3 separate regions of the Homo sapiens genome follow, and regions 1 and 3 are each linked to region 2. A link is a loop called in an ENCODE intact Hi-C map of the cell type or tissue named here. Cell type or tissue: dorsolateral prefrontal cortex. All regions are shown on one strand. Links, peaks and the distances in the headings refer to the core of each region. The heading gives the core; the rest is flanking DNA.

What was found. A loop is a pair of places that touch in the nucleus more often than their neighbours do. Peaks named below come from ENCODE experiments on the same cell type or tissue, not always from the same donor. Only the 100,000 strongest peaks of a DNase experiment are listed, where the experiment ranks them.
Region 1: a loop joins it to region 2, with 11 times the contacts of the local background. A loop is called at or near these places in 67 of 110 quality-filtered maps.
Region 3: a loop joins it to region 2, with 6 times the contacts of the local background. A loop is called at or near these places in 19 of 110 quality-filtered maps.

Annotation. Positions count from the first base shown.
Region 1 is chr6:100,092,966-100,104,068 of GRCh38, forward strand. It overlaps the pseudogene LOC100420742. Among named protein-coding and RNA genes, the nearest start is that of MCHR2, 100 kb to the left of the region's middle. In dorsolateral prefrontal cortex, for the core only: CTCF peaks have their summits at 6,664 (motif pointing left) and 6,868; a DNase peak (open chromatin) is centred at 7,236.
Region 2 is chr6:99,863,319-99,874,421 of GRCh38, forward strand. No RefSeq gene overlaps it. Among named protein-coding and RNA genes, the nearest start is that of MCHR2-AS1, 130 kb to the right of the region's middle. In dorsolateral prefrontal cortex, for the core only: CTCF peaks have their summits at 4,941 (motif pointing right) and 5,141; a DNase peak (open chromatin) is centred at 4,963; H3K4me3 peaks cover 526 bases; H3K27ac peaks cover 1,803 bases.
Region 3 is chr6:100,473,768-100,484,870 of GRCh38, forward strand. No RefSeq gene overlaps it. Among named protein-coding and RNA genes, the nearest start is that of SIM1, 14 kb to the left of the region's middle. RefSeq lists a silencer at 8,966-9,260 and an enhancer at 10,926-11,035. In dorsolateral prefrontal cortex, for the core only: CTCF peaks have their summits at 5,884 and 6,084; no DNase peak of the experiment used is centred there.

The DNA.
Region 1 (11,103 bases), core at 3,861-8,860, 230 kb after region 2:
GGCATTCTAGAAGGGATTCCTGCAGCGAGTGGAGGCTCCTTCATTCTTTCACTCAAAAACCTTACAGGGCCGGGCGTGGTGACTCACACCTGTAATCCCAGCACTTTGGGAAGCCGAGGTGGGAGGATTGCTTGAGCCTAAGAGCCTGAGACCAGCCCGGGCAACATAGTGAGACCCCATCTTTACAAACAAAAAATTTAGCCAGTCTTGGTGGTGTGCTCCTGTAGCCCAAGTTACTTGGGGGGCTGAAGCGGGAGGATCACTTTAGCTTAGGAGGTCTAGGCTGCAGTGAGCCATGATCAGGCTGCTGCACTCCAGTTGGGCAACAGAATGAGACCCTGTCACAGCCCTTGTGCAGTATGTCTGCCAGTTGAGCTCTGGATCTTGTAGGACATTCAGGGCCATGTTGCAGGTTCCAGTGGCCATATCCTGCTTTCCTAAGTGGAATATTTTGGCCGGGTGATACAGGATGGGAGGTTGGTTCTTGGCGATCTCGAAGGCCTTGCCAAAGCAGTCCAGAGGGTCGGTCTCCGAGTACTCACAGTATGGATGCCCATGGTGGTGATGGATAAGGGGTCCTTCCTCTCCAGCAGCATTCTGTTGCAACACCAGGCCAGGGCTCGGTAGTGGGGGAGGTCCTCAGACTTGAGCACTTGCTGGAGCAGGGCCAGCATGCAGTTGAAGGTGGGCAGCCTTTTCTGCTTCTCTCTGCCCAGCTCCAGGAAGATGCCATCTAGCCTGATGAAGAGCATTGCCATAGTGAAGTACCAGCCCCTTTTCTCTTCCATTTGGATCTGCTTCCCCCTTTGGCACCATCCTTCCACCTTCCTGAGAAAGCCCCTTTGGGCATATTGAGCCCAGCTCAGCTGAAGCTCAAGACCCCCGTGAACTGTTCTGCCATTATTATTCTTGCCAACCTTGCTGTGCATTCAGAACGACTTGGGCTTCAATTAATATTTATTATTAAACACGTTACAAATAGTTTTTTTCCAATTTTTACATTACATTTTAACATTGTTAATTGGTACGTACTGAATTTATAGAAATTGTAAGTCAATGTGTTCTTTACACTTTTTAGTAAATATCTGTTTCTGAAAAACAGAAAAATCTCATTTCTGTTCTTAAGATTATTTGAGATTTTTACAATTTCAGTAGCATAACTAATGCTTCAGAGCCCTGGCTGGTGGAGGAGGGGTGAGTGAAGGAAGACATAGGCTTTAATTATAGGCTGGCACTTACAAGCTGGTCAAATTATTTCACCTCTCAGCCTGAGATTTCTTATCTGAATATTAGAGTATTAATTATTCCTGCTCAGATAATCACTGTGAGAATTAAATAAATGAGAATCTTTGTAAAGTACTTAGTACAATATGCAGAATATGCAGTCTAGTAATAATGTTACCTTGGTTCTGATAATAATGATGACAATAACTTCTCTAGATTTCAATCTTCTTCTGTAAAATGAAAATAATGATGCCTACCTCATGTGAATATTGCCTGGAACATATTAAACACTCAATAAGTGACAGTTATAAAAAATAAAAATTAAAAATTACACAAAACAAGAGTGATTTTAGAATTCTCTCTCTCTCTCTCTCACACACACACACACACACACACACACACACACACACACAGAGATTCCGATATGCTTACATCCTTAGGAAAGATAATCGAGCCTTCTGATCCCTACCTCCTCTCCATTGAAGATGACTGTTTTAACATTTTTAAAAATAAAATCTACTAATCTTTCCCTTTGAAGGAATCTGCCTTTGAAGTCAAGCTAAAGAAGTCTATACTCATACTAAAATTTGTAAAAAAAAAAAACACTCATCAATCCTTTATTGTAGTTTTTTTTCAGTTAATTTCTAATTCAGATGGAATACATTATGGTAAAAATTATGAGGTTTCCAGTTGATTAGCAAAGTGTCCCAAGTGTCTTTTTGTTGCTAATAGTACTTCAAACTTTATTAAATGATTTCCAAAGAACATTATATCATCATACATCTTCCACATTTAGTAAGTATATTTTAGGTATTTATTTTTGTGTTGTTATAAATAAGACTTTTAACTATTATATTTTGACTAATTATTGATATTTAAAATATTTTTGTGTATTTAAAAGGTCTGTTGTCTTACCCATAACTTTTTAATAAATTACTTTTAATATTTTTTCAATTAATGGAAGCTTTCAAGTATGTAATTATATTACTTGCAAATTATAATCATATTTGCAACTTTTTGTCTAAAATAACTTTGACTTGAACTTCCATTACTTTGTTAAATAATAATGGAGATAAATATTCCTGATACTCTCCTCGGTGTCCTCCCATCAAGCGTGACATGGGCTGTTGGTTGGAAATAGATTTCCACCTCTCCCGCACAATAAAGAAATATGTTATATTTCTATGTTATTGAGAATTTTAATCAGATATAAATTTTAAATGTCATCTTTTTTTTGAAATCTATCAAGATCTTTCCTTTTCCCACCCATTTGTATAATAAGATGTATTTTCATCTTGCTAATTGTATTAGTCCATTATCATACTACTAATAAAGACATACTGGAGACTGGGTAATTGATACAGGAAAGAGGTTTAATTGACTCACAGTTTTGTGTGGCTGAGGAGGCCTCAGGACATTACAATCATGGTGGAAGGCACCCCTTCACAGGGCGGCAGGAGAGAGAATGAGAGCCAAGTGAAGGGGGAAAACCCTTATGAAACCATCAGATCTTATGAGAACTCACTCACTATCATGAGAACAACATAGAGGAAATCACCTCCATGATTCAGTTATCTCCACGTGGTCCCGCCCTTGACATTTAGGGATTATTACAATTCAAGATGAGATTTGGGTGGGGACACAGAGCCAAACCATATCACTAACCAATGCTAATATTAAACAATACTCAATGGTACTGAAGTATATCTCTTGTGGTGATTGGGTTTTTGTTGTTATATTGCAGAATTGTATTTTAAGATTTTTGCATCTACATTCAAAACTATATATTTTGTCAAATTTTTTTTATTATATACCAAACTCAAAAGTTTTTTCTTTATCTCTATATTCTTCATCTTCATTCTCTCTTTGTCAGGTTTTGGAATTAAGGTTATAATTGCTTTCAAAAAATTGGAAGTTTCCTTTTCCTTTCTGTTCTGGAAGTGTGTACAAATAGCATGAGACTAATTGTTCTTTGTGGGTTTTAATGAATTTGGACAAAAATCTTTCTGAGCCTAATGCTATGTTTTCAAGATTGTTCTTTCAAAACTGTCATTTTGTTATATTATTAATTTGTAAAAGTTATTGTCTTTTTAAAGTAGAAAATTATTGTAATTTATATTTTTCTTAAAAATTATTCTTTCAGAATTTCAAATGCAGTTAGAAAATAAAATATTAGTAGTGTGTATAGTTGTAACTGGCTTTATTACACAAGGTTATACAAGAAAAGGGAAGAACACAAGCAAGAATTAGCACATTTGCAAGAGAAGGGATAGGGAATAAAGTCAGTCCAGAAACTGGACTTAGAGGGATTGGAAATGCCAATGACTCATAGGTCCTAAACGAGAAGATGCAAAACTTTAAAAGCTTTTAAGTAAGAAAAGCTTGTGAATACTTAGCCTTGAGGAAAATACCATATTAAGATTGTGGCCTTTCTTCCTAAGTCTGGTGCCCTCAAGGAAGATGCTTTAAATTGAGAGAGAAAAAAAAAGGTATGAGGGTAAGGAGAAAAGCAAGAATCTGAGCTCGATAATTATATCTAGAAACATGAATTTCATTAGCTTTCTATTGCTACGTCAGAAATTAACATAAATTTAGCAGCTTTGAACAAGGTTTGTCCCAGTTCCATAGACCAGAAGTGTAGCCAGATTATCTGCTCAGCTCTCACATGACTACAATTAAGATATTGGTCTCATCTGAGGCTCAAGTTTCATTTCCCAAATCACTGGTTGTTGGCAGAATCAGCTCCTTGATGTTGGAAGACTGAGGTCCTCACTTCCTTACTGGCTGTCAGCTGGGGGTTGCTTTCAGCTCCTAGAGGATGCTCTCAGGTCCTTGCAGGTGGTTCCCTCCATCTGCAAAACCAGCAGTGGGGAATCCTCCCTATGTAGAATTTCTCTGACTTTAGAAAGGGCCCTTGAGGGACTCACCTGATTATGTCAGGCCCACCCTGAAAAATCTCCCTCTTTTCTCTTTTTAGAGACAGGGTCTTGCTCTGTCACCCAGGCTAGAGTACAGTGGTGTGATCTTCACTCACTGCAGCCCTGAACTCCTGGGCTCAAGTGATCCTCTTGCCTTGGCCTCCCAAAGTGCTGGGATTACAGGCATGAGCTACTACACCCAACATAATCTTCCTTTTGATTAACTCAAAAGTCAATTGATTAATAACCTAATCACGGAAATAATGCCTCATGATATTCACAGGTCTGCTTAAACTCAAGGAGGTGGCATTATATAAAGCATGCATGCCATGAGGCAGGAATCTTGAGGGCCATCTTAGAATTCTGCCTACCCCTGGAGCTGACAGGAATAAATAAGTTAGAAACCTGCTAAGGTATGGAGAGAATTTTGTCTATGAAACAACAAAAATAAAACAAAAATTTAAAAATATGTTTTGAGACTCCTAATTTGCACAAGCAATAAATACTGGATGTCACAAGCCCAGGATCCAGAACCACACAGAAGATTATAGAGCCTCAGTCGACCTAGGTCTCCAAATGTTTGCATGGAGTAGGTGCCCAACCTTCCCACAACCCCTCCCAGGTCACTCTCCAGACTTAATGCACATGAGAGCTGAGTGTGTTGAGCCATGAGATGTTTGATTTAGCGTTCCCAGGTGCTAGTATCACCATAAGCAAAACAATACTCTGTGGACAGTGAAGCGACTAAGTAGAAGGAGCTTCGGGTTCCCGGATGACCCAGTGAAGTCAAGTTACATACCTTCACTGGACTGTCTTTCCTGTAGTGTTTAAGCCTTTAAATTCTTAGAACTCTCTTTCTTTTACAGTAGTTTTGCCTAATTTTTATAACTCTCTTTTGTAGTAGTCTTGTCTATACCCCAACTAATAAATACATTTTCTTCTAAATAACTTTTATAGTTTTGTATTTGTACCACTCATTCAGGAAATCTTAGGTACTACCTTTAACTTCTTATCTATATCTGCCTTGAATTGTTATTTACATCTTTTATTGTTAATTACTTTTCCAAATGTTTATACCTTTTCCCTCTAAAATTTTAAGTCCTGTAAAGAACAGAAACCATCTCATATATTTTTATATTACATGATCCTTAATACTGTTCCCTAGAAACAGATGAGTTCAGTATATGTAATTTTTGGCTACTCTAAAGCTCTTGTATTCTTTTCTAGTTGCTTATAATTCAAGTTTCTGTCTCCAAATATATAATATTTTCTTCTCTTGAAACAATGACATGAACAAAATATGTTATTAGTCTAAGTTTTAAAAACTGCATTTTTAGTTTTTTTTGGTGTATTTATGTTTTGATAATGGTATTCCTGCCTTTAATAGTGAATGTATTCAGAGCTTATCCAGCCACAATGGCAATATTTTATGAGCAAAGACAGTCTTAGATAAATCTCTAACAGAACCTCCCCAATTATTTTGAAAATATTCCTTCCCAATCACTTAACAGGACTGTATTCCATAAGAGAGAATGCGACCTAGCAGTACTAGGAAGGATAAATTGATCTATCAGGATAAAGGGCACATTTTTTATCCTCTCAAATGCGATGAAAACAAATTTACATTTACTCTATGAAGACTTCAGTTACATGAAATCAAATATTCAGTTGAAGTTTTTAAAAATTAATTTTATTTCACCATTGGGCATTACTTTCTGATTTCATGAAGGTGTTCTCCTTGATATCACATATGTAGACAGCTCCAAAGGACAGAAGACATGAGTTTGGAAACCAACCGAGATGTCTCCAGGTGGCTCAGGGTCCCCATCAAGGTGGAATCAAATGCACCACTCGCTCAGGCTGCTGACAGCCCCCATCCATGAACTCTTTCAGGGTCCTTAATTTCAGGTTGGTTACAAAGACCAATAAAATGCTGCATTTTTATATATAAAATTTACTTTGAGCAAAGATCCTAAATTTATGAGGTATAATTTACTGAGATTATTGGATATAAATTACCTATGTAACAATGATTTAAGTAGAAAAAACAATAAATCATATTTTTAACTTCTCACATAACTTATTCTTTTATTATTATGCAATGCCAGTATATATTTTGCTTTAGTTTTCTGAGAAAACAAACAAACATTATTTAGCTGTAAAATTTGGTGGACATGCTGAAACATAAATTGAGGTTTCATCTGGATGAATGAAAGGATTTTTGAATAATTATAACTGTTTTAATCAGTTGCTGCTTTCCAGCAAGTACTGATCATATTTCAGTTGGGTGGGGTGGGAGGACTTATCTTTTTACCTATTACGTTATATAAGTTAATTCACTAAGTCAGTGTATTAACTGCATAAGGTTTATTTCCTCTAATAAGTACTAAAAGGCTTCAGTATTTAGTATTTTCTGGAATATGGATTTATTACACTCTTTTGGTTTTCTTTTTTTGTTTTACCATGTATATATTCGCACTGTTTTAGACTTTGATCTGAATGTTATTTCAAACTATAGTGCCACCTAGTGTTTATGCAATTTATCTGGGCCACCCTTTCTAAGAAATAAAGTGATAAGAAGGATAAGTATTTTAAAATATGAAAGCAACATTATTTCCCAAATTTTTCATATCAATGGGTTCTAAGCAAACTAAACTTATGTCTTAAATAAAACCAACCTTCTACTTTTAACTAAAAAAAGCCAACCAGCTATTTTTAGTAAGCTTTCCCTAGGTCATGCTTAGTATTCTACAGACTTAACTGAAATGTTTGGAATTCAGAGTGTCACACATTGTCAAGTTCCGAGTAGCTTGTTAGCAGACACAGTACTTAAAATCATAGACTGCTGGAACTGGAGTGTCTTAGCTGAATGGAGATAAGGGACAATGGTGAATAATGAGCATCATTATAAGTATGCCACACTCTTGTTTTCTTTTCACCAGCTTCTTATTTGTTCACGTGATTTCAAATTCTGCAACCACATGTAACTATTCCAAAAGTCAAAGAGGAGAGATTTTAAATAAATAAAACACTTACCTGAAGATAAGATGTTATCTAAGAAAATAAGTGATCCTGGCCGGGCGCCGTGGCTCACGCATGTAATCCCAGCACTTTGGGAGGTCGAAGCGGGCAGATCACCTGAGGTCGGGAGTTCGAGACCAGCCAGACTAACATGGAGAAACCCCGTCTGTACTAAAAATACAAAATTAGCTGGGTGTGGTGGCGCATGCCTGTAATTCCGGCTACTCAGGAGGCTGAGACAGGAGAATCGCTTGAACCTGGGACGCCGAGGTTGTGGTGAGTCGAGATTGCACCACCGCACTCCATTCTGGGCAAAAAGAGCAAAACTCCATCTCAAATAATAATAATAATAATAATAATAATAATAATAATAATAATAATTGATCCTAAAGTTAATTCTTTACAGACATCAATCCTTTAGAAAGAGATACCAGAATATTTGCTCCTTCTTTTTTAGAAGAAAATGTATCACTTAGTTAGAACTGATGATGAACCTTCAGCTTAACTTTAGATGTCATCTAAACTAGAAAGATTATTTCAGAAACTTCTGATTGTTGTTTTGGTAACTTCTCACCTTCTTTTTGGTTGATGGTTCTTGATATTGTTTCAGTTGGAACACTTTTGTCTCAAATGGTAGAAAACCCATACAATCAGTTGCCTGTGTAATAAAAAACTTACAGGGCTGGTTTGATCATAACTTTGGCTATGTTTCTTCAAGTTCTCTTAGCTCTGCTCTCCTTCCTGTAGGTTTTGCCCTCCAGCTGGCTTTTCATAGCCTGATAATACAGTCAATCCATTACCCCTGCTGTTACTTCCTACTGAGGAAGGGAAAGCTTCTCCTTCCTTCCCCTTGAACAAAGCTCTAGGCAGGGCTTCACTCTAATTGGACAAATTAGATCATGTGTTTCATTCTGGGACCAGGTCAGGAGAATGGGATTATGCTAAATGGTTTAATACCATTAGCAGTTTTCCTTGGGGTACAACTGGTATGAATAGCAACAAAAACTCATGCCTGAGAGACTCAAGGTTCTGTTAAGAAGTGGGACAGTTATATTTCATTCTTTTCTAGAAATGTGACAATCCTACTTAATTGTAGTCAGGTCATTAGTTCAATCATGGCTTATTCACTTTAGTAATTCCAAAACACAGGGCTTCATACAAAGTAGGTGTTTAATAAATGTATTTTTAAAGATAAATTAATGAGAAGTTACATGACGAATTAATAATGGCTTATTTGCTATGACTTAATCTTCTTGGTTTAGAAATGTCTTCCTAAAGCAATGGATTGAGAAAGTGGTCATATTTAAATGGAAGCAAAAATTATTTTGGTTATTTTTGCTATTGATTGTGATAATAGCTACCATATGTTGTTATTACCCTATACAACTAAACTGAAAGTTGGAAACCTGATTCATGGAAGAAACTTTACCCTAAATATGGGGATTAAAGTATAAGGAAGTGGAAGACAGCATAAAATGTTCATGTTATTACTTTTCAAAATTTGTTTCAGATGTCATCACAAGAAGTAAAAACAATAAATCTGGATATATTCATTGAAAGTATGTGACTAAAATCATGTTGATATCATCTTTTAGCTGAGTCAATGTTAACAAATAAAGTTGGAAACCTGAGACTTTTTAGGTTGCTAATGTAAGGTATTACTTTGCTGGCAAGCCACAGTGAATAAAACCAACCACATCTTTAGTATAGTCCAAAGATATGTCACATAGAAGTAGCTTTATGTTAAGCCTAGCCCACAGTATCATACCGACCATGTCTTCAGAGATGAGATGTCCCCTGCATCAACTGTTCGCAATACTTTTTCCAGTGAGTCATCTGTTATAATTGACTGCTGTAAATATGAAGGAAGTATACAACATGTAAAGCCCGGAGTTTAGTTTATTCAAGGAAGAGCTAGCCATCTATGTAGCTAGAACCCCAAAAGTAGTTTCCAGTTTTGTTCCTCAGACACCCAGAATTTGGCGTAGCTTCACAGACTGACATGATGAAGAGATTAATAGTGGACATGTTTCCACCTTTTTACCTCTTTTGTCTGTTTTATAAATTCAAATTTTGTATGTTGAGATTCTGCACCTAGTTTAAAAAAAAAAATACTTTGTGGCTAAAAAGTTTTGATGGTCACTGACATGCACTACAGTTGAGTACCCATGCCTGGAGGGGAGAGCAGCAATAACTATGGTAAGGCGGTGAACATTTCAGTACCACAGGAATGCCGAGGTCTATACGTTAACAAAACACTTAATGGAAAGAGTATTCTCAGTTCATCATCTGGATGGATTATTTGCCACTCTAATATTACCTGTATATGACTCTAAATTCTCAAGTAAACATATGGAATATTACATGATTTCTAAAACAAAAAGCCATCTGATGTTATATATCATTACAGATCTGCCAATGATTTCTGTGTGGGTCGATAGAACTTCTTGAAAGAGTTCAGCACATTGGGTCAGTGGCTCTCTGTGGCATTGTGACACAGGAGATTTAAGTTCTCCTTTAAAAAATCTCTCCTAGTGACTTGTGACTATTTTCAGAAATTCTCGTGTTAAAAATTCACTTTTCTGGATTAAGACATTGTCTTCTGTTAAAATGCAAATAATTCCACTCAGAAAATATAATGTTTTACAAAATACATATTCAAGTTTCAAAAATGAAATTAAGAAATATCTGCAATTAAATTCATTTTAGTGTATGAGTTCCTGCTTATCCTCAATAGCAAAAAATTGAATCTTGCCAAATTGAAATAACTCTGTCACTTCTGATTTTAAATTTAATATTTTTTTGGGGGGACTCACTACTCAGCCATTCAAGATTCTTTCCCACCTTCTTCTTTCTCTGTAGAGAAATCTGGGTTTATGGAGGTTTATGTAAGGGAATTGTGGTGCATTTTCAAGGGTGCATATCTGGCTTATGGTACACCTGCTCTCTTATGCCTTCACTTGAGGTGTAACTTGTCCCACTAGATCTTGAACATTGACTTCACCTCATTCCATGTGCCACTGATGCTTGCAGTCCTGCTGTGACCTCCAGTTGCCTATTCCATGCATTTTGTGTACTTCTCAAGCCAATCACAGGCTCTTTAGTCTGTCAATCTTCTCAGACACTTCTCTGCCCTCTTGGGGACCGGGAACTTCTGACTGGCTTCCCCACAGTAAACTGAGGTGAGTAGGAATCCGGGTGGCTTCCCTCAGGCCTATGGCCTAGATGAGAGCTATAAAAAGTGCGCTATGTAAACCCAGTCTTAGTATACAAATTATTTAAATTATTAGTTACTGACTCATTTGGATTGCTATAACATAATACCATAGTCTAGGCAGAAAGAAATAGCTAACACTTATTTCTTGTAGTTCTGGGGCTGCAAAGCCCAACACTGAGGTGCTGGCAGATTTGGTGTCTGCTGAGGGCACATTTCCTGATTCATATGTGGTGCTTTTTACTGTGTCCTCACATTGTGGAAGAGGCAAGGTAGTTTTTTGGGGCCTCTTTTACAAAGGCACTAATCCCATTCCTGAGGGCTCTGTCGTCATGACCCAATCACCTACCCAAAGACTCCACCTCTTAATATCACCACCTTGAAGGTGAGGATTTCAACATAAAATTCTGGGGGGACATAAACACACAGAGCATCACATTTGTTCCTGTGAAATTAAGTACAGAAATTGACAGTAAGAGTTTAGAACTTTCCGTAGTAATTTAACTTAGTAATTAAAACTTGAATTTAAATATTAAAGAGCTTGTTTTAAAACAATTCAGGAGTTTCATTTCATGTATATTGTCATTTATTTTATTATTTTTATAAAAAAAGTAACTTCCCCTTTACCACAGTAAGCTTAAGAAGCCCTGGTCTGGACTATTCCTTTTTCCTGCTCAGGCACCATGTTGGACCTGACATGGGGCTTCTCTGTGAAACATGTGTTGC
Region 2 (11,103 bases), core at 2,676-7,675:
ACTTACATAAACGACGGCTACATTTGATAACAAATGGGGACATTCTAGCCGTGAGACTTCCTTGATCAACTGGAGACTGACTCTCAGCAGGCCTCTTTAGTCCAGAAATTGCAGGTGAATTTTCCAGGGTGAGGAATTTTCCACGTTGGGGTTGTCATTCTTCCAGACAGCCAGGACAGTTGTGCCCAGACAGAGAACAATGAGGCTGAGGCAGCTTATAGGACTTTGTGGATGTAGCTAAGTCTCCTGCCAGAGGTGAGAGGTGGTGAGGTGTGCAGTGGGTGATATGCCAGCTTTTTAGGATTGTGAGCAGCCTGCAGATGGGCTTTCCCGGGCCACACCCGTCCCAATGGAGTTCTTGGTGGTGGCCCACTGCGCAAGTGGAAGTTACATAAAGTCACATTTTGAGGAGAAATGTAAGAGGAATTATATCAGATAGAATGCTCTGCCTAAAGGTAGCAGAAACCATAAGGCAAAGGAAGCTTAAACTCTCAGGAAATTGTTCATCTACATAACATGAAGTTCAGAGACAAGCCCCACATGCTGGCTGACCTGGCCTCTGGCTGTGTCTCATGGTAGTTCTTTCTGCTCTTTCTCCTCTTGTTTTGTCCTTAGAATGACTTTTCTTCAGATTGTAAGGTGCCTGTTGGTAGTAAGGCTCTCCAGTTCACATAGCAGGAAAGAGAGGAAATCATTGACCACCACTGAATAAAAATTCTTCTTGTCAGTCTAATTGGGCCAATTTAGTTTAAATGCCCACCTAAGACTACTAACAACTTCTACAACACACAATAAAGAGTGTACAACACCATATAGGGAGTTCTTTGTCCATTAGCAGTCCATGTACACTGAGATAAACAGCCCCAAAGAAGCGTTGCCACTACTCTTTCCATAATTATTTATTAGTCAAGATCTCACTCTGTAACAGGAAGAAATTTCTGAGCTCAAATTGGAGAATTCTATGGGAAGGGACTCCTAGACTAAATGAAACTTTAGGTGGTGAGGAACTTTAAGAATGTATTTGACCAAAAATAATAAAAATAGAAACAAAATTCTTAAAAATTGTCTACTATGTTGCTGATGCATTGGCTACAAGCTGAGACATTATTTATTTAGATTTGCTTGATATACCTAAACGTTGATTAAATTTCTAGCAAAGAGAAAAATACCCAAAAGTTATGCAAATGCTTCTTCTAAGCGTATTTGACATATTAAGCAAGGAATGAAATTCCACATATATAAATATTGAATGAGTAATTTTAATGTTTAAGGAAATGTTAGACTTTCTAGTTTAAGATGGCAGAGTAAAACTTGACCACAAAAATCTTCCTTTCAGCAAACTCAGCCACTGAAATAATACATAAGTACATCAACCCATCAACCAAGCAAACACACAAAAATGAAACCAGAAAAATCACCCCAATAACTAAGGTTTCCAGATTTAGCAAATAAAAATACAGAATGCCCAGTAAAATATGAATTTCAGACAAATGACAACTTTGGGGGTAAAATTATTTCCCAAATATTGCACGAGTGTCCTGTATTTTATCTGGCAACCTTACCAAATGGCAGGAAAAAGGAGGAACTGGCTGGTGGCTGTGAAAGAGTAAGATCAGAGTTTCTGAGAATTAGCAATCTTCCATGAAGTTTCCAACTCATCTTTCTCCAAACATTATAAGGAAAAAAAATGAACAAAATTCTAGAGCCTCACTAACACCCCTAGCTTGAAAACAGGCAGAAGGGAGTGTGTAGAAGCCCTTCTTCCACAAAGGAAGCAAAACGTTCCACAAAGGCAGAATTCCTTTCAATCATTTCCATGACCCACTAGAGAGACAATAGCCACTTGAGTTCACCATATTGGAGACCATACTGGCTGGACAGGAGAAGAATGTCAGGATCATAAACAATGGATTGAAAAATGAAATGATCTGAGGTCGAGATTAACTTTATTTCTTGGTGTGAGGGATGGGGCGGGGGTGAGGGTGGGAGTGAGTGGGTAGACGGGGACATAGATGAAGAAAGAACAGCCGTGTGTTTATTAGTAATTACTAAAGTCAGGTGATAGGTACATGGGGTTATTTATACTAGTTTCTCTATCTTTGAATGTGTTAATTTTTTATTATAAAAAATTTAAAATTTAGCCAAATAGAGACCAAATAAATATAAGTTATAACTCGGTTTCTGAGGATGTAGGAGATGGGGAAAAGACTCCCTGAGAGTCAAGTAAAATGTTTCTACCTTGGAAACACATTTCATGTTCTATATTATGCACTTTCTGCTTTGGGGAGTCACAGCAGCTCCTGGACGGGGAGAGATGAAGTGGGAATGGCTGACTCCCTGGTTCAGGCCTCATAGTGCATTTGGGTAAACATCTGAAGTCCAAGTACATCTGAAGATACAGTAAAACAGAATGGTGGAATTGTGGACACAGATGTTAGGCCAGGCAACAGAGGAGAGGGTAAAGGCCAGCATGGCAATAGAGCTGCCAACAGCCGTGATTCTTTTCCCTTATCCAAGTTCTCAGCTTTAGGATCTCCAACTCTACAATAGTTACAGGACAAAACACACAGATATCAGAAAAGTGGAAAGGAATCACAAGGAATTACCTACACTAAATCCAAGCTGTCTTCCCTATTCAAAAGCAAGATGATAAAATATCATGCCTGGCTTCTATGCAAATATACTGCAGAACAGCCCCTTTATCCCCCTCACCAAGTAAGTATTGAAATATCAAATGCAAAACACAGATGAAAAGTCTATCCAGAAGTGAACACTCAGGAACAAATGTTCCTAAGGATGTTTTACTCTATGGAAGAGCTTACTAAATACAAACATGTTATTGAACAATAATTTAAAGATGAGATACTAAAACAGCAGTTGTGAGAAAAAAAGAGATTTGCTGAGCTAAGGAAACAGATCAAGTACTAACAATTTAATACCATTGCTGAATTAATAAATAAAATGAAGTAAAAGAGCAAGAAACTGAACAGGCATAGCTAAAAATTGGATGAATGACCCAGAAGAAAGGTTTAAGACAATTGCAGTGAATGTAGAGGGAAAAAGACAAAGAGATTAAGACACTGATTGAGAAAATAATAGATATGAGTGGTAGACAAGGCCAAACAAACATTGAATTAAAAACCCCAACAAATCTAACAGACAGTATGTTCAAAGATGACATAGAAGATAATTTGAACAATTGAATAATTTAATCTGGAAATGCAAACCTATGCTTGGAAAAATGGATTGAGGAAAATCAATAAGGAGACATATCCTTATTAAGGTATTGAATTTCAAGGATAAATAAAGCATTTTCAGGCATTTAGACAAATTAAGCAACTTATGAAGGTGAAAATCAGTTGAGTTTTTCTCAAGAATAGGACACCCAATAAATGAAGAATGTTAAAAGGATTGCTCACATATGTTGAATTCATTTAAATGTAGGCTAAACAATGGTGAGAGATACAATTGCAAAAGTTAAATATTGTGAAAATTAATAAGCAAAAGTAAAAACTTTAAAAAAGACAACATACACCCAATGAGAGGAAGATGAAAAGTGACTATGCTAATTTCTTGGTCTTAGATGAGTTCAGTAGATACTACCTACAAAAAAAAGTTTAGCATTTTACTTAATGTCATCAAGGTATTCACTGGAAGAATGAAAATGACAATTAGCCAAAGCAGGAGATAGACATGGGAAGGAAATACCCCATTAAGAGGAATAATTTATAGTAGGGAGTCAACAGAAACTTTATAATGTTATATAATAAGAAATAGAAGTATAGGCATAAAATTGAAAATCTCCTGAAAGAGCTAAGATAGACTATAGCACATAACCTCAAGACAGGAATCACACAGACAAACCTTTAGTGATGTTGGTTTTGTATCACATGTTCAAGTGGGAGCACGTGATGACAGGATGAGCCCTCTTCTGTCAAGTTCCTCATCAGCTTTTATCTAAAAGAGTTCCATTCATTGAAGATCGTCACCTTTTTGGGTTTAGTAGGAGTTGCAAAATGGAGATGTTTTAACCTTATCATTCCTTTCACTTAGGTGGAATTCTTCTGTATAAAAACAACGCCTCTCATGAAATAGGGCTATTTTTACAATGAAGTATGGTTTATTCATCAAAGGCAGAATATATTTTTAACTGTTTTCTTTTAGTTGCCAAATTTCAGATTAAGGTGTTTGTGGGCTAGTTACTTTAATATATGGTAAAAATGTTGTTTCCTTCTTTCCCTCCCTTTATTGTTTCTGTTGGTAGGCTTTCTCTTTTTCCATTAGATGCATATGAATTCATGGATTTAAAATGGAATTAGATTTTAAATTGAATTCATGAATTTTAAATTACATTTAATTGAATCAATTTGTTTTGATATTGATTTGAACAAATCGATGATACAAAATATTTGGAGACATCCAGGGAAATATGATTATTGACTAGGCATTAGATAATAACACATAATTGTTATTGAATTGTTAGCTGTAATAATGATATTGTGTTTATAAAAGAAGTGTCTATTTTTAAGAGAGATTCATACTAAAGATTGAAGGCATATATGATACTTGGGATTTGTCTTAATTATTCAAGGAAGAAAAAAGAGGAGATAGAGAAGCAAATGTGACAAAATTCTGACAATTTAAAAATATGACAGAAGGCTAAGTGAGGGTTTTATTGTACCATTCTCGCTGCTTTTGTGTATACTGGGACATTTTCATAATACAATTATTTTAGAAGCTTAGATTTAAAAAGGAATGATGAAATATATATTATTAATAAAGAAATATCATTATGCTATATTAAAAAGGAAAAAAGCAAGATAAACAATGTAGTAAATTTGTGTGTGTGTTTGGGATATGCCCAACAAGAAATAAGCTTAAACATATCCGTCATTCTCAATTGTGGCAGGTGGCCTGAAGTCCAGACATCCAGCAGATGGCGCTCTGTGCCCGTTTTATGTGGCGGAGAGACTCGCGCCCGTCATTCCGCTTCCCGTGTTGATGCAAATCCTGAGCATTCTACTGTGTTAAAATCAACACTTCATGTTCTCATAATTAGCATTCTGCTTTTAGAAATGACCCTACCGTCCTTTGTTTTTTCTTAACAAAGCAAAGCTGCGAAAGTTTATTAAGCACAGTATTACACTCTTGGATGGGGAGAGCAGACAGACCTCTCTGGGAGATGAGATCAGCCCCTACTCTCCTCTTGGATTTGGATTTTGTCTTCCTTCCTGGCTCAGTTTGAGCTTGAATTCTGCAATGTGCTTCACATGACGTGGGGGATGAGTGATACCGTGAGAGAACACTGGGCTGGGAGCTGGTAGTTCTGTACTTGGGTGACTTTGGGCAGATGTTTGACCTCTTACAGCCTTGAATTCCTTGTTTGTAGACTAAGGTTGTGTACCAGATGATCACTAAGGTCCATTTCTTCAATCAAATTCTGTGATTCTGCTTCCAGTTTTCAGCCTACAGTTCTCTGGGGAGGGGACATAAAGGCACCACAGTAGTGTCTTCAATAAAGTCAAGTTGGAGAGAGGATAGTTGTCTCAGTCTGTTTTCTGTTGCTTATGACAGAATACCTGAAACTGTGTAATTTATAAAGAAAAGGAATTTATTTCTTGCAGATAAAGAGGCTGGGAAGTCCAAGGTTGAGGAGGCACATCTGGTGAGAACCTTCCAGCTGGTGGGAAGTTGCGGTGTCCTGAGGTGGCACAGGGTATCACATGGTGAGAGGGCTGAGCATGCTAACATGCTAGCTCACATCTGTCTTCTTCATCTTATAAAACCACCAGTTCCACTCCCATGATAACCCATTAATCCACCAACCCGTTAATAAGGGTAGAAGAGTCATGATCCAATCACCACTTAAAGGTCCCTACCTCTCAGTACTGCCACATTGGGGCTTAAGTTTCAACATGCGTTTTGGAGGGGATATTCCAGCTGTTGCACTATTGGACCAAATGACTGGATAACAGAGGAAGGGAACAATTAAGAGACAGGAAGGGGAAGCAACAATGAGAAGGAGAAGGTCAGCAAGCCTTGGAGATTAGACTCTGAATCTGAAGCAAATGCAGAGCTAGCTATGGCTTTTGACATGGTTTTGAATTCATTTCTTCCAAATCTCATGATGAAATGTGATTACCACTGTTGGAGGCAGGGCCTGGTGGGAGGTGATTGGATCATGTGGTGGATCCCTCAGGAATGGTTTAGCACCATCCCCTTGGTGATAAGTGAGCTCTTGCTCTGAGTTCACGCAGGATCTGGTTGTTTAAAAGTGTGTGGCACCTGCCCCCTTGCTCTCATGCTCCTGCTCTTGCCACGTGATGCACTGGCTCCCTTTGCCTTCCACCACGATTGTAAGTTCCCTTAGGCCCTCACTAGAAGCAGATGCTGGCACCATGCTTCCTGTACAGCCCACAGAACCATGAGCCAATTAAACCTTGTTTCTTTATAAATTACCCAGTTTTAGGTGTTTCTTTGTAGCAACACAAGAATGGCCTAATACAGCTTCATTTAGCAAATGGCAGAGGAGGGATTCAGGACCACTTTTGTCTCTAGGACCCCTGACCTTAGCTTCAGGCACAAAGTCCTTCACCTCCATGGAAGGTGGATTGTAAAGTAACCTAATGCAGTGCAGGCAGCAGTGTGACACTGCTCTTGCTTCTAGCTGCCAACAGCTCTGTGTTCATCAGCAGCCCCAGCAGCCGAGAGTCACTTTCTCCTCTGGTTCTGTCTTCTATCAGACCCTCATCCAACATCTATGTCCCTCTCATTTACCTCTCGTTTACAGACTAGCTCATGTTTAACTCTCCACTACTGTTGAATTTTGCTCCTGTCTTTCATCTTCTCTCATTTGTACAATGGTTGGAAAGGAATACCGTAACAGATCAAACTGATATTCACCAGTTAAGGGATGGGATGGGAGGTTTAGAGCAAAGTGAAAGGATCATGTGGGATGTCAGTACAGTGTCATGAGAGCCGCGTGACCATATATGTATCAGGCATCCAGCAGAAATTTAGGTGGCATCTCAAAAGATTTGAAAACTTGTCTATTCATGTTTCACTTACCAGATCAGATTCTATTTTCTCTGTAAAGCCTCCTACTCCCTCTGAAGTTTAAAAATGCTTATCTGAAAAATATCCTTGATAACTGTTTTTTTTAGCATTGTTTATTATATTTTCATGTTCATGTCTCATGCCATCATGTGCTCTAGTACTCCTTGGGGATGGGAACTGCCTTGTTTATATCTACTGCATCATTTAGCAGTCTTTGAACACAATAGTGCACTTCACTTTCAAGCATAAAAACCAACTTAACTTGGATTTACTTGCCCCTACATTTATTTTAGCTTGCTTTCCAGACTGTGAAAGTCACATTAAATTCCTGATTACTCTAGGATTGATCTTGCAGTTTGAATATTTAAGTCCTCGGCACTTTTCTCTCTAATTTTTATTCTTTTGCCTTCCGACTATTTTGCATCTTTCCCTCATTTTCTTCACATGATGGAACTGGAAGTAAAAGGAGATGAAACCAATTTATTTTTATGTTGCTACTTGTAACTGGTAGAGTTTGTAGGGTTGAAGTCGAGGGGAAGGTTGGAGAAAGAGTGGCAGCTGCTGAAAATGAAGTTTCCAAATAATGGAAAGTTTGCTATTCATGTTCTTTTATGTGCTGGTTGAATAAGTTAGGATTTTAAAAATAGAGTTGGCATTTATGATTCTATTATTTCTCATTATACATCAGGTTGTATCTGTGTGTAAATGCAAAAGGTGTTGTGCTTTCACTGCCGTTCTTCACTGAAAGAAGGGGCCAACCCGAGCCATATCTCAGAATGAGAATTAGCCTTATGGAGCACCTAGCATCTCATGGGGTGTACAGAGGGCTCTGCACTCTTCAGAATGGGTCAGGAGGCTGGATGGAAAAGGAGGCAGTTGGCTAGAAGTAATTCGTGTGTTATTAGATTATGGCTTTTGTGTTTTGAATCTGTGCTGCAAGTTATCTTGAAAAGGTTTCCCCCAAGTAGCAGTCAGAGGCCAGGAAAGATACCTCTGGATTTCACTACTGGTGGAGTCATAGACACTGGCCACTCCAGCTGGGGTGCCAGATCACAGAATGCTGGAACAATTACTTTCTTTCTTATTTTCTTTTCCACTCAACAAATAATTTGCATGACTATGAAACCCAAGAATCAGGCCCTCTAGATATTGGGAAAAGGATGCCTCATGCCTATTCCTAAGTTAGTTCTTTAAACTTGAAAATACTGTCTACTCAAGGCCGTGTCCGGAGCTGACTTTACTGATGGTTTTGGAGTCACAGAGGCAGTTACACCAATGAAAAACATGTCAGAGCATATGACCATAGAGAAGTTAATTTTGAATGTGAGCATGAAATACACCGTCCTTTGCTTACTCATTTTCTGTTATTAGTAGCCTTTCTCTGTAGATTCCTCCTTGCTACCACGTTACTCTTCCCCCATCTCCCTCCCCCTTTCTTTGAAATCCCTCCTTCCAGTTTAGTGTTGGGACCTGGGAATTCCAAACGTCTTCTTCATTATGCAGAGGAATTTCATTCTTGTTTCCAACTTTTCAGAAGCTCATATTTCTCTAAGCAAATGGTGTGATGAAGTGCTTTGTTAACTAAAATGCCATCTTCTCCAGAGAAAAATCTAAGGAGGTAGACAGTTTTACTTAGTTGCAGGCATGTGCATGTATGTGTCTGCTGTATTTGCTATAGATAAAGTCTTATGACAGATATTTTAGGATAACATTTTCCAAATTTTTTTGAAAGACATATGAAAACCAGAGTAAGAAATATATTTGACTTCTCAACCCGTGAAATATATAAATGAATATTCATGTACATTTACATTCACATATATGCATACACACATATTTTATACAAAATGATACCTTTATTAAAAGGACTATGTTTGATATTCTATTTCATTTATTTAAAAAATACTAGTCCTGACACTTTAACTTGATTTCATGACTCCTCATGAGCTTCAAACCTGAAGTTTATTATTTGATGTGAGTAAAATTCCATATCTTGCTTTTAGAAACTAATCCTAAAAAGCTAATACAGCCTTAACCTTACTGGCTCTACCCATACTGGCTTGATAAAAAAACTAAATCAGTATTTGAAAACTTCAGTGGGAACTTTCATTCTGAAACTTCTCCAAGAGGTTTTTAAAAACATCATTTTGGTTTTGTTTTTGTTTTTGTTTTTTTTTGGATAGAGTCTTGCTCTATTGCCCAGGCTGGAGTGCAGCAGCATGATCTCGGCTCACTGCAACCTCTGTCTCCTGGGTTCAAGCTATTCTCCTGCCTCAGCCTCCCGAGTCACTGGGATTACAGCTCTGTGCCACCACCCCAGGCTAATTTTTTTGTATTTTTAGTAGAGATGGGATTTCATCATTTTGGCCAGGCTGGTCTTGAACTCCTGACCTCAAGTTATCCACCTGCCTGGGCCTCCCAAAGTGCTGGGATTACAGCCATGAACCACCACGCCTGGCCAAAAAATGCACACTTTAGTAGAATATGGCAGAAAATTTGGAAAGTAGAGTCAATAGAAACACAATCTGCAGCTAACTCCCATCATGTACCCTGTTAACATATCATGATATTTCACTGCAGCATATTTGCTATGCATCCAGACTAACTTCTTATTGCAAACCCTCTTCTTCTTCTTTTTTTTAAAATTGAAAACCCCTATTGTTTTTCCTCACATGTCAAGGAAGACTGAGAACCTACATATAGGGTTCTAGCCTATATGTAGCCTCCCATGTATGCAGGGGGCACACTTGCACACGTATACACACACACACACACACACACACTCTCTCTCTCTCTCTCTCTCTCTCTCCCCCTGTCTCACAGAACGGAGGAAAAACTTCACTGCCTGACTTTAATATTAAATCTCACTTTTCTCACATTTTCTATGTTTTCACACCTACAGTCTGGCTAATCTATTTTCTAGGCAATTCTTAGCAGAAAAAAATGTGAAAGTGATAACTAGATTGTAATGTGTGAAAAAGCTCTCAGTACAGATCTGAATATATTTGGGAGGAATAAGAATATCCTAGATTTTCAGAAAATTAAAGATGCCATTTAAATAATAACTTTCCCATACTGGCCTTTGAGACTATCTTCCCTGACTGTTACAGTGGCTCAACCATAAAGTGGGAGAAAATACTAATGTTATTTTTGAGGATTGCATAAGTTAGAATTAGTGGAGTTTTCCTGGGCTCCTCCTGTAACTTGGGAACTAAATTGGAGTTGCTCTAGGATCATGTAATGCTAGTAATGTGTCTGGCTTTTCTTTATAATCAACAGAACCACCCACTAATGACCTATGCTCCCTTTTTACAGAATATTTTCCACTCTTCATTTAGCTGATATAAGTTCTTCATAACTTGGGGCATTTATTTGTTAGCTTTTTATACTTAACAGGGGACTGGAATTTCATTTCTGAAGAGTAATATTTGCTGCTTTGAGCTCTTGAGGAAAAAATAAAAGGGGTTAATGATTTCAGGACATATATGTTTGAGTTAAGATAGAAAGTTGTAATCACAAGCTGATATAAAAGGGATAATTTTGCAAATATTAAAATCATTAATATAAATCTCCTACATAAAGTATCTTTTTCTTACTCCTTTCCATTTTTAGGCTAAGCCACTAAGCTAATGCTGCCTTGGCAAGAGAGAATAGTACAATACATGAGAAAGCTAGATGTAGAGAGAGGGGCAGAGAGAGAGAGAGAGAGAAAGAAAGAGAGAGAGGAAAAATAAAATATATTTAAGTTTCTATCTCCCTCTTTAAGATATCCAGAGCCAGGCTTGGTGAACTTGAACATAGAGTTATTTAGGACAGTAGTGGAAGAGAAAGTAGGAAGAGAAGGGCTTCCCCTCCTGGCCCTCAGGGATGGTGAGAAGGAGACATAGAAAGAAGATAAAACAATGAAGACAGCTCCTTGCTCCAGGCTTTGACCCAAAGCACAAATGATGTTTTTAAAAAACTGAGGAGTACTGAAGTTAGAGGGGATATACTCACCTTGTTTGGATCTCATGAAGGGTGCCTGGCAAGAACTACTGGCAGCTTCAC
Region 3 (11,103 bases), core at 3,556-8,555, 610 kb after region 2:
ACACTTCAAAGAATGTTTGTTATGATGTATTGGAAATAATCTTGCAGTAGTTTCAGTGCTTAATGGGTGACCAACAAATAACATTTCATTCCCAGGGAGTATAAGAATAGAGGTGACAGAGCAAATTTGTTTAGTGAGGGCATATCCCAGAGAAAGAAGAGAAGGAAAAGAAATGCTTCTGTGAGGAAGAAAAAGAGATGGACACATGGAGGTGGGAAGCACCAAGGAGAAAGTTTTACAAAAAGATTGACGTCAACCTGTTTAAAATGGTTCCAAAATCTATTGACCAAATTCAGGGGGAAATGCTTTAAAAAGAGCCAAGTATGCTTATTTTGAAAATTGCATTAGAGAATTAGCTTGTGCATTTTTAAAAAGCAACTTAAATATTACTATAGCTTTGACTAATTGGAAATTTGAGAAGTATAAACCCAGTAAGAACTCTTGCTGTTTAGCAATGTTATCAGCTATCAGTTCTTCAGTGGTCAGCAATGCTGTAGTTTATGTAGGACCTTCACATCTTTTTCGAATGAGCTGAAACCTGGCCAGTGAGACAGTGTATTTGAAGTGCCTGTGCAGTGACCAGAATGTGGTGGGTGCTCATTGGAGGAGAGTGCTCACCTCACTTCCCACTTGCTCTATGATTTCAGCATGGAAGGAGTTAATTGGAACTTCTGTGAGTTTGTAACTCTCTACATTCCCATGAGGATGGGGACAGATGATATTCCCCCAAGTTTCCAAAGGGAAGGCTGAAGAACAGAGAGCTGAGTAGCTTACCCAGAACCACGTAAGAATAATGTTCACTCAAGTAAGTATTTGCGGGCTTTCCCTCGAAAAGTGAAAAAGACCAAATAAAAAGAAGTTAAAGTTAGATGTATTGGAAATAAGGACAGTAACCCCAGGGGAAAACATCCCAATTGAAAGCTGGCCTGGATTTCTTCTTGAAACTTTTTTCTTCACATTTATTTATTTTTTTTTTTTTTTGAGAGGGAATCTCGCTCTGTCGCCCAGGCTGGAGTGCAGTGGTGCAATCTCGGCTTACTGCAAGCTCCGACTCCCGGGTTCACGCCATTCTCCTGCCTCAGCCTCCCGAGTAGCTGGGACTACAGGCGCCCACCACCACGCCTGGCTAATTTTTTGTATTTTTAGTAGAGACAGGGTTTTACCGTGTTAGCCAGGATGGTCTCGATCTCCTGACCTCATGATCCACCTGCCTCGGCCTCCCAAAGTGCTGGGATTACAGGTGTGAGCCATCGCGCCCTGTCCTTTATTTTTTCAATTTGGAAATAATTATGGATTTACAGGAAGTTGCAAAGAAATGTACAGGGAATTCTGGTGCACGCTTTACCTTGCCTGACCCAGTAACATCTTGCGTAACTACAGTATGTATAAATACCAAGAAAGTGACATTGGTACAATTAACAGAGCTCATTCAGGTTTCTCCAGTTACACTTGTACTCGTGAGTGTGCGTGTGTGTGTGCCTGCGTGTGTGTATCCGTGTGTGTGTGCTCATAGACCTATGCAGTCTGATCACATGTGTAGCTTAGCTTAGTGTACCATCACTACAATTAAGATACAGAATTGCACCATCACCACAAGACTCCCTTATATTACCCCTTTATAGCTACAGCTTTCTCTTTCCCTCCATCCCCATCTCTAAACCCTGGACACCACTACTCTCTTTTCCATTGATAATTTTGTTTCAGGAATGTTATGTAAATGGAATCATATATAATGTAACTTTTCGAGATTGGTGTTTTCACTCAGCACAACCTCTTGAGATCAGTTCATATTGTTTCACGTATCAGTAGTTCATTCCTTTTTATTTCTGAGTAGTATTCAACGGTATGTATGTTCTACAGTTTTTTTTTAACCGTTCACCCTGTTGAAGAGCATTTGGGTGGTTTCCAGTTTTTGTATATTATACATAAAGCTGCTATGAGCATTGCTGTACAAGTTTCTGTATGAACATAAGTCTGCATTTCTCTGGCACAGATGCCTGAAAGTACAACTGCTGGGTGGTATGGGAAGTCCATTTTTGGTTTTAAAAGAAAAAGTAAAAGTATATTTGTGACTGTACCACTTTACATGCTTACCACCATGTATGAGTGATCCGTTTTCTCCACATCCTCACTAGCATTTTATTTATTTATTTTTTTGAAATCGTGTCTCTCTCTGTCACCCAGGCATGCTGCAGCCTCGACTTTCCAATCTCAAGTGATCCTCCCACCTCAGCTTCCCAAGTAGCTGGGACTACAGGCATACACCACCACGCTTGACAAATTTTTGTATTTTTTGTAGAGAAGGGGGTGTCACAGGGTTACCCAGGCTGGACTCAAACTCCTGGGCTCAAGCAATCCAGCCGCCTTGGCCTCCCTAAGGGCTAGGATTACAGGTGTGAGTCACCGTGCCTGGCCAGCATTTGACGTGATTTTTTTTATGTTAGCCATTCAGATAGGTCTGATATCATTGTGGTGTTTGTTAGTTTACATCTTCCTAATGGCAAATAGTGTTAGATATCTTCTCATGTACTTATCTGCCATCTCTGTATCCCCTTTGGTAAAATGTCTGTTCTTGTTTTTGTTCATTTTCTAATTGAATTGCCTGTGTGTGGTTTTTTACAGTTGAGTTCTGAGATTATATATATTCTTTGTTTGATTTGTGATTTGCAAATATTTTCTCCCAGTCTGTAGTTTGTCTTTTCATCCCCTTTACAGAGTCTTTCACAAGCAAAAGTTTAAAATTTTGATGATGTCCAATTTTTCTATTTTTTTTTCCTTTTCGAAACTTATCTTTAAAAAGCAATAGGACAACATCATCCACAAGGGAATGACTCAGTGTCAAAACTACAGCTTTTTGAAGCTATTTCACCATTGCAATGGAGAGAGGAATGGCGACTCCAATTCAACAGATATTTATGAAAGATTTTTTCCAGTGAACAAAACAGCAAAGATCCCCACCCATGTGGCATGGAAATTCAAATGGGAGAGGTAGGCAACGAACATAATAAAGTTAATTACATAGCAGGTAAAAGGGTTGTAAATGCTCTGGGAAAAGAAAAAGAAGAGCAAGGAGTATAGGACGCCGATGGGGGATGTTTGCAGTATTGAATAAGGGTATTGGAAGGGCTTTACTGAGAAAGAGAAATTTGAGCCAACTTGAAGGAGGTGAAGGAGTTAGTCAAGTGGATATCAGGAAGGAGAGGACTGCTAAGACCATAATGTGGGGTGTGCCTGGAGGATTCATGGAGTAGCAAGAAGGTCAGTGTCCATGGCAGAGTACAGATGGGGAGGAGGAGAATGTAGGAGAAGAGAATGTAGGTGCAGATCACATAGGCCCTTGGAGGTCATCATAAGGATTTCACGAAGTGAAGTGAGGATACGCTGCAGAATTTTGAGCTGAGGGATGAAATGATCTGACTTGTTTTAACAGGGTCACTCTGGCTGCTGTGTTGACAGTAGTTTGAAGGAGGGCAGAACAGAAGCAAGGAGATGCGTAGGAGACTACTACAGGGATCCAGTGCAGGGGTAATGGTGGCTTCAACCAAGTGATAGCAGAGTAGGTGGTGAGAAGTGGCTAGATTCTGGATGTATTTGAAAGTAAATCTAACAGAGTTTTCGGTGAAATGAGTGTGTGGTGAGAGAAAGCAGGAGAAGGAAGACTTCAAGATTAAAGTTAAAACATAGGCCCAGGCGCAGTGGTTTACACCTGTAATCCCAGGACTTTGAGAAGCTGAGGTAGGAGGATCACTTGAGCCCAGGGGTTTGAGACCAACCTAGGCAACATAGCAAGACGTTATCTCTACAAAAAATAATTTTGTAAAAATTAGCCGGGCATAGTGGTGTGTGCCTATAGTCGCACCTACTCAGGAGGCTGAGGCAAGAGGATACCCTTGAGCCCAAGAGTTCAAGGCTGCAGTGAGCCATGATTGCACTACTGCACTATAGGCTGAGTGACAGAGGGATACCATGTCTCAAAACAAAACAAAACAAAAGTTAAAACAGAATAAAAGTGGCCCACAGTATAGGTTGTGAATAGAAAGTTAATGAGAGAGAGGGTCAACAAAAAGGCAGTTCAGCCTTTGTGGGAGTTAATTTAACAGTATTTTTTTTAAATTCAAAATGCATATCTATGCTTTGGTCCAACAATATTTTTATTTTAAGGAATTTATCCTTCAGAGATATTGCACATGTACACAGGTATATGTAAAAGGACTTAACTACAGACCTATTTGTAATAGTGAGAAACAGAAACAACCTAGACATCCACCAGTAGGGAAGGGAATGGTTTATATATTATGGTACATTCAAACTATAAACCCCATGCCACGTTAAACTGCATAACATAGGTCTAGTTAAAGCTCTCCAAGTTATATTGTTAAATGAAAAAAGCAAGCAGCAGAGTACTACATGAATTGGGCAAAGAAAATTCTCTCTATATCCACACTTACGTATCTACATATATGTAAATACTTAGGGATAAGCCTGGGATGATACATAGGAAAATCTTCAAAGGAGCAAGGAATGCATGGAAAAACACATTGTACCCTCTTTATACGTTTAAACAGGCACTCAATATTGTTTTAATTAAACACATTTAAATGAGTATACTATATCAAAAGTTTTTAAAAGTAGGGTAGAATAACTATTTCTTGCCAGGTGCGGTGGCTCACACCTGTAATCCCAGCACTTTGGGAGGCTGAAGCGGGCGGATCACCTGAGGTCGGGATTTCCTGACCAGCATGGAGAAACTCCATCTTTACTAAAAATATAAAACTAGCCGGGTATGGTGGTATATGCCTGTAATCCCAGCTACTCGGGAGGCTGAGGCAGGAGAATCTCTTGAACCCGGGAGGCGGAGGTTGCAGTAAGCCAAGATCGCGTCGCTGCACTCCAGCCTGGGCAACAAGAGCAAAACTCTGTCTCAAAAAAAAAAAAAAAAAAGAATTATTTCTCGTTAATAAAGTCTTTTTTTTTTCACTCTGTCACCCAGGTTGAACAGTGGTATGTAATCATAGTTCACTGCAGCATCAAACTCCTGGGCTCAAGTGAACCTTCTACCTTAGCCTCACTAAGCAGCTGGAACTGCAGATGTGAGCCACCAAGCCTGGCCACTGTAAATTAAAGTCTTCACTACTTTCCTTAGAGTCCCCAGGGGATCCTGACCCTCACTCTGGGAAACAACCCCCCTTTCACGATTAGGGAGTAAGTGTTGGTTAGCCAGGGTGAAGGGCAGAAATGAGAGAGTCCAAGGTCATTCTATTTACAAAGGCTCTGGAAGAACCACTGGGGCTTTCCTGTGAGTGATACACCCCAAAGAATTAGTTATTCCTACCCCCTAATCCTGGATCACTTTGTCACTTTCTGCCTTATGTTGAAGTAGCATAAAGTGGCAGACAGAGACAGTACCTGGACTCTAAGGAGCTGGGCTCCAGTCTGCCGCTCCCCTGGTGTCTCTGAGCCTCTGTTTTCTTATCTATGACATCGGGGACAACAGCAAAAGTCAGATGAGAGATGTTGCTGGAAGTGCTTTGCAGGTGGAAGGCTCCCAGCTGTCAGCACTCTCAAGGCAGGGATGTGTCTTTCCCACTCTAAACCAGGGTGTGCTATGTTGTAGGAACTCTGAAATGGATCCTGAATAAATGCATCTGGTGCAATTTCATGAGGTATTCTTGCAGATGAATCAGACTAAGTATCTTGTGAGATTATTACATGGTTTTTTTTTTCATTTAAAATTTTTGTGAGAGTGTTGTTTCTGGATCCATTTAGATTTCTTGTTTTCTTTCTTCAAATTTCATTTTCATCTCCATTCCAAGTGACATTTACTTGCAAGGGCACCCAAGGACAGAATGACAGCAGTACAAGTTTGCCACCTATAGGTGGACATTTTCATTACAAGTGTTTTTCTCTGACCCAGACAGTGGTCTAAAAACACAAACAAAACCCAAAAACTAACAAAAAACCAGTCATGCACAAAACACCCCTGTGACTTTCACTTCAACCTTACTCTTCACATGTTTGCTTTCATTATTCCCGTAAGTGTTGGTATGAATTAGGGTCACCAGCAATGATTTTTGTAACTACAAACTGGTATAACTTTTGCTCTATAAAGATTTGTCTTAAATGTTTTATTATATTTCCTGTCTGATCAAGGTAGATTGGATTTGACATAAATGTTCTATCTCTTCAGAAAATGAACAAAAAACAGATCTAGATCACTCTGCCTCACTGCATGTAATACAAGTAAAAGCATGGGCCTGTGCAGGTATAAAATGTGACACAGACTCTTGAGTAGTGCTGGCCAGTGGACGAAGGAACACAGGACTTGTTTTATATCTGAGCTCCATCCGATCATGTCCTGACACCTGAGCATCCATTTGCTCATCTATAAATTAAGTGCTGGGACTGAATTTTCTATGCAGTTCCTTCTAGCTCTAATAAGCTAAACTCGATGGGCTGAAGTAATTATAATAACAATGATTTCTAGCATTTATTAAGGTCTTACTAGCTGTCAGGCCTGGGCTAAGAATTATCTCATTTGATCTGCGTGGTAAACCTATTAAATAAGTGACACTATTACAAGTAAGAAAACTGAGACTGAGGGAAATTTAGTAACTTGCCCCAAATTATAAGAAAATATGTGCTATGGTCAGAAGTTGACCAGTGACTACCTACTGCGCCCATCATGACTTTAGGCGCTATAATATATATCCAGTGAGTGCCGTTCCCTTTCATATAGTCCCTTTGGAAGCCCACCCAGATATTCTAATAATATTGCCATTACTATGTTTGGATCACTGTTTTGGACACAAAGTAGCCCACACTGGTGGGCTATTTTTTTTTTCTAAGAGACAATGTCTTGCTCTGTTGCCCAGGCATGGCATAATCTTGGCTCACCCCAGCCTCAGCCTACTGGGCCCAAGTGATCCTCCTGCCTCAGTCTCTTGAAAAGCTGGGACTACAGGCACATACCACCATGCCCAGCTAATTTTTAAAATTTTTTGTGGAGACAGGATCTTGCTATGCTGCCCAGGCTGGTCTCTAACTCTTGGTCTCAAGCAATCCTCCCACTTTGCCCTCTCAAAATTCTGGGATTACAAGTGTGAACCACCATGCCTGGCCAAGGCGAGCTAATTTGAATAAAACAAAAAAGCTGGCCTTACTGATGTTTGGCCATCTCCAAAATAAGCAAATGATTAAGCCAACTGGTATTTTTCAATTTATCTACGTCCAATGTATGCTGAGCACGTAATTCTTCATACAGATGGAGACAAAGGCACAGGGTCTGTAAGACAGGATATGCTGTGGGGTGAAGATGTGGGGACTACCAAAGGTCATAAAAGGGAGCCATCACCCAGGGCATAGTGTGCCTCAAAGGAGGAGTGGAGCGTGGGCAGGTCAAGGCTTGGGGTATGGGAAAGTGGAAGAGCTGGGAGAGTGCAAGTAGGTTTAACCAGAGAAGAGAGTTGGTTGCTGGAATCAGTGAGAAAGAATGCTGAAGTCTGGGGCCCAGTGGAGGAGGGCCTTTTGTGCCAGGCTACGCATTATGAAATGCCTTGAAATCCCTTGGTAATGAGGAAATGATCAGTGCAGGGGTCTTGGATGGCCCTGCCTGAGTCTTCATCTCATCTCTGCCCAGCAAGTCCCCTGGGTGATGTTCTTTACCCTCAAGGTATTAGCCATCACCCTACTCCATGGTTGCAAATATTTCTTTTTGGCTTTGAGCCCTCCGGATACTCCAGACCTGTGTTCATATCGCATGCTAGACACATCCACTAAATGATTGTTTTCCTTAGGGCCCTCAGATTCAGCATGGGTGGGCACATACAACTAATATGTCCCTCCTGGTTTTCCTATTTCAGTTCATGGTCTCAACTTGATCAAAGTCAACAGAATCAACCCCTGAATGACATCTTCAGATCTCCCATCTTGCTCCTTTCCTAGACCCCACCAATCCCCAAGTCCAGTCATCGGTGCAGCTTCCCTGGTTGGAGCACACAGATTTTGGAGTCATACAACGAATTTGAATTTGAATTCTGACTCTATGTGGCCATATTATTAGTTGTGAGGCCTTTGCTAAGACATGTAATCTGACTGAGCCTCATTTCATCATCTGTAAAATGGGTAAGATGCCGATCTACAATTTAACCATAGGAATTATATGAGATACCGATATAAAAGAACTCCTTCCCCTTCAGATTCATTCTCTACCCTTTCTATCCTGCTCTATGCCACAGACACTGAACCCATGCAGGGACTCCAGAGGGAAGCGGGGTTCCCTTCAGCTTCTGGTTGGGTTTAACCAGTGGGTAACCATTGAGAGATGGGGGAGAGAAAAGCTGGAATGTTCATTGCATCATCCTCTTCCTGCCATGGCTTTTACATGATCATATTTTTCTAGGCCTTGACTTTGGTGGGCATTCCCTCTTCTATAACTATGGCTCTCACCAGTTGAGGGAGTCCATCTTTCTCCTCTTAGCCTTTCAGACCTGGGTCAAGATCTTACTTTTGCTAGTCCCTCAGTATTTGGCATCCTTTGGTAATATCTGAATCCTGATCCACTTCTGTATACAGTTCTTTTATTAAACTATTTTCAGTTAAATTTTGTGCATATGCCCATCTGTTCCTGCTGGAATCTGGCTATGACAAGGTGCAAAGGGCCTTTTGGAGAAAATGATTTGGCAGCAACCTGCAGGATGCAGGATGGATGACAAGGATGATTTCCACCTAGTGAAAGAGTACCGATGAAGGACTGGGCTATGAGGGGCAGCAAAGTGAGGGTGGAAATGAAGGGCAGGTGTAGATGTACTTTCTTTGCTGTACAGAGTGCCTGCTCTTGCCACAGGCTACCTTGTCTAGGTGACATGTCTGTTTATTGTCTGCTTTCAAAGCCCAATACTACTTTTAAGTAATCAAGAAACCAAAAAATAAATTTGAGGAATTGAACACCTGATGGGCTCTCATAGCTCCAACAAAGCTCTAATCTTGTTTAGCCAGCTCCAGCCCTGTCCCAAGCCTGGTTGTAGCTGATCTTGTGTTTAATCAGGACTATAGAAGTCTCTGTTTCTCTCCCACCAAAAGCAAATATTTACCTTTCGTATTCCCATAACACTTCACAGAAACCCTGATTTAGAACTGACCATGTTGACTTTGAGGGCAAGGACAAACCGTCTGGGTTTGGCTTTGGTCCCCTAGTCCCCAGCATGCAGAGCCAGTTTATTTTACCCCAGCTCTGTGGAAGCTCAGTTGAGTGTCTAGGTTGAAGAGTGGCTGGAGTAGGCATGGATGAGAATAAAGGGCAATGAATTGCAAGCTGTGGCAAAACCCATGTCCATGGTACAGGAGGAACCTGGTGGACCTGTGTGCTTGCCCTTGTCAGAATGTTACAGCTCACAGGGCAGGAGGGGAGATGCCTTTCTCACCCCAGCTGCCTGTATGCTTCTTAGCCCTTAGCATAATTTTGACTCTGCAGAGGTGCACAATAAATGTTACATTAGTAAGTAAAAGACATCATCCAGTTTATGCTCTTGAATTGGCCAAAAGATTGTTTCCAGAAGAGAGACATTGGAATGTTTTATTCTGGAAAAACAGTTATACAATTTTTGTTGTGTTATGTTTCGTTTTATTTTGTTTGAGACAAGGTCTCACTCTGTTGCTCAGGCTGGAGTACAGTGGTGTAATCACAGCTCACTGCAGGCTTAAATTCTGGGCTCAAGCGATCCTCCCACCTCAGCCCCCCAAATTGCTAGGACTACAGGTGTGTGCCACTATGCCTGGCTAACTTTTTCACTTTTTGTAGAGATGGAAGTGTCCCTATATTTCCTGGGCTGGTCTTGAACTCTTGGCCTTGGGTGATCCTCCCACCTCAGCCTCCCAAAGTGCTGGGATTACAGGCATGAGCCACCATGCCAGGCCAGCTATACAGTTTTGAGTTTTATCTTCTTATCTCGTTTAGGGATTGTTAAGAATAATTAATAATATACACCTTTATTTGGGCAGGATCCATGATGGGTTCATCAATGTGTTCCCTTAGGGCTTAGAGTATAGTATACATTCATAAATTCTTGAATTTATTGTTGTTAATTAATTTCTTAGACTTGTCTACTCTTCCCCACCACCTGCAATAGAACATTTGCAGTTTTTCATCTGCCTTTTGAAGTACCTAACACAGATCCATTCCCCTGAGACATAAGGAGCTCATTATAAACCCCGAGATGTAGGTAGAATGGCTTAATCTAGGTCAACTGGAGAATTAGGTAACTCAGTCAGTACTGAGTGTCCGCATCTCACCAAAGATGTCAATCTATGGCAGACACTTTTCCTATCACAAACTTGCAATTTGGCTTAAATGAGACTTTCCTAACTGAAGCATATTTTGTACTTCATTCTCTTACTTCTGGCTTCACCTGCTTCCAACCCACCTTCTTCCTCTGTAGCAGAGAAAAAGCCTGCCCTGGAAAATGTGTGGCCACAGCAGGAGTCATCGGGCAGGACCCACCATTGCACCCTCCACATCCAGCATGGATTTTCTCCTCTGTCTTTTCCCCTGGCTCTCACTGACTGCCTTTCAGGACTAGGAAATACATTGTAAAGACTGCTCTAATTGATTCCTGGATTAAAAGGGATGGTCTGAGAATGCTGTGATAATCTCAAGAGGAGAGTGAGACCCTGTCCCAAGTAAACGCTTTCCTTTTTGTTTTTCATGTTTTGATCTTATGAGCCTTGACTAGGCTCAGTTAAAAACAGTGGCAGCCTCTTCAAAGGGGAACACCAAGCCCTTTGAATGGGCTAATTCTGCTCCAGGTTCCCGCCATCTACCCGCCCTTGACAAGCGCCAGTAGAAGTCAACAGGTGGTTGTCCAAATATAAATGAAAAGGCTTAACTCTAAAACATCGCTGTCTGAGGGGATTTTTAGAAGACTTTACTCTGTGGTTTTGGCAGTGACCGTGTGTTTCTTTGCCAGCACAAAGAGAAATTTGACCTGTGTCTCTCAGGAGTTAGAGATTTTCATCACTGCTGTCCCCACACTAGACCTATCAACCCCTTCTCCACCCCAACAAATCAGGAGACTCAAAGAAGAATAGTGAGGAGAGAGAGAAAGAGAG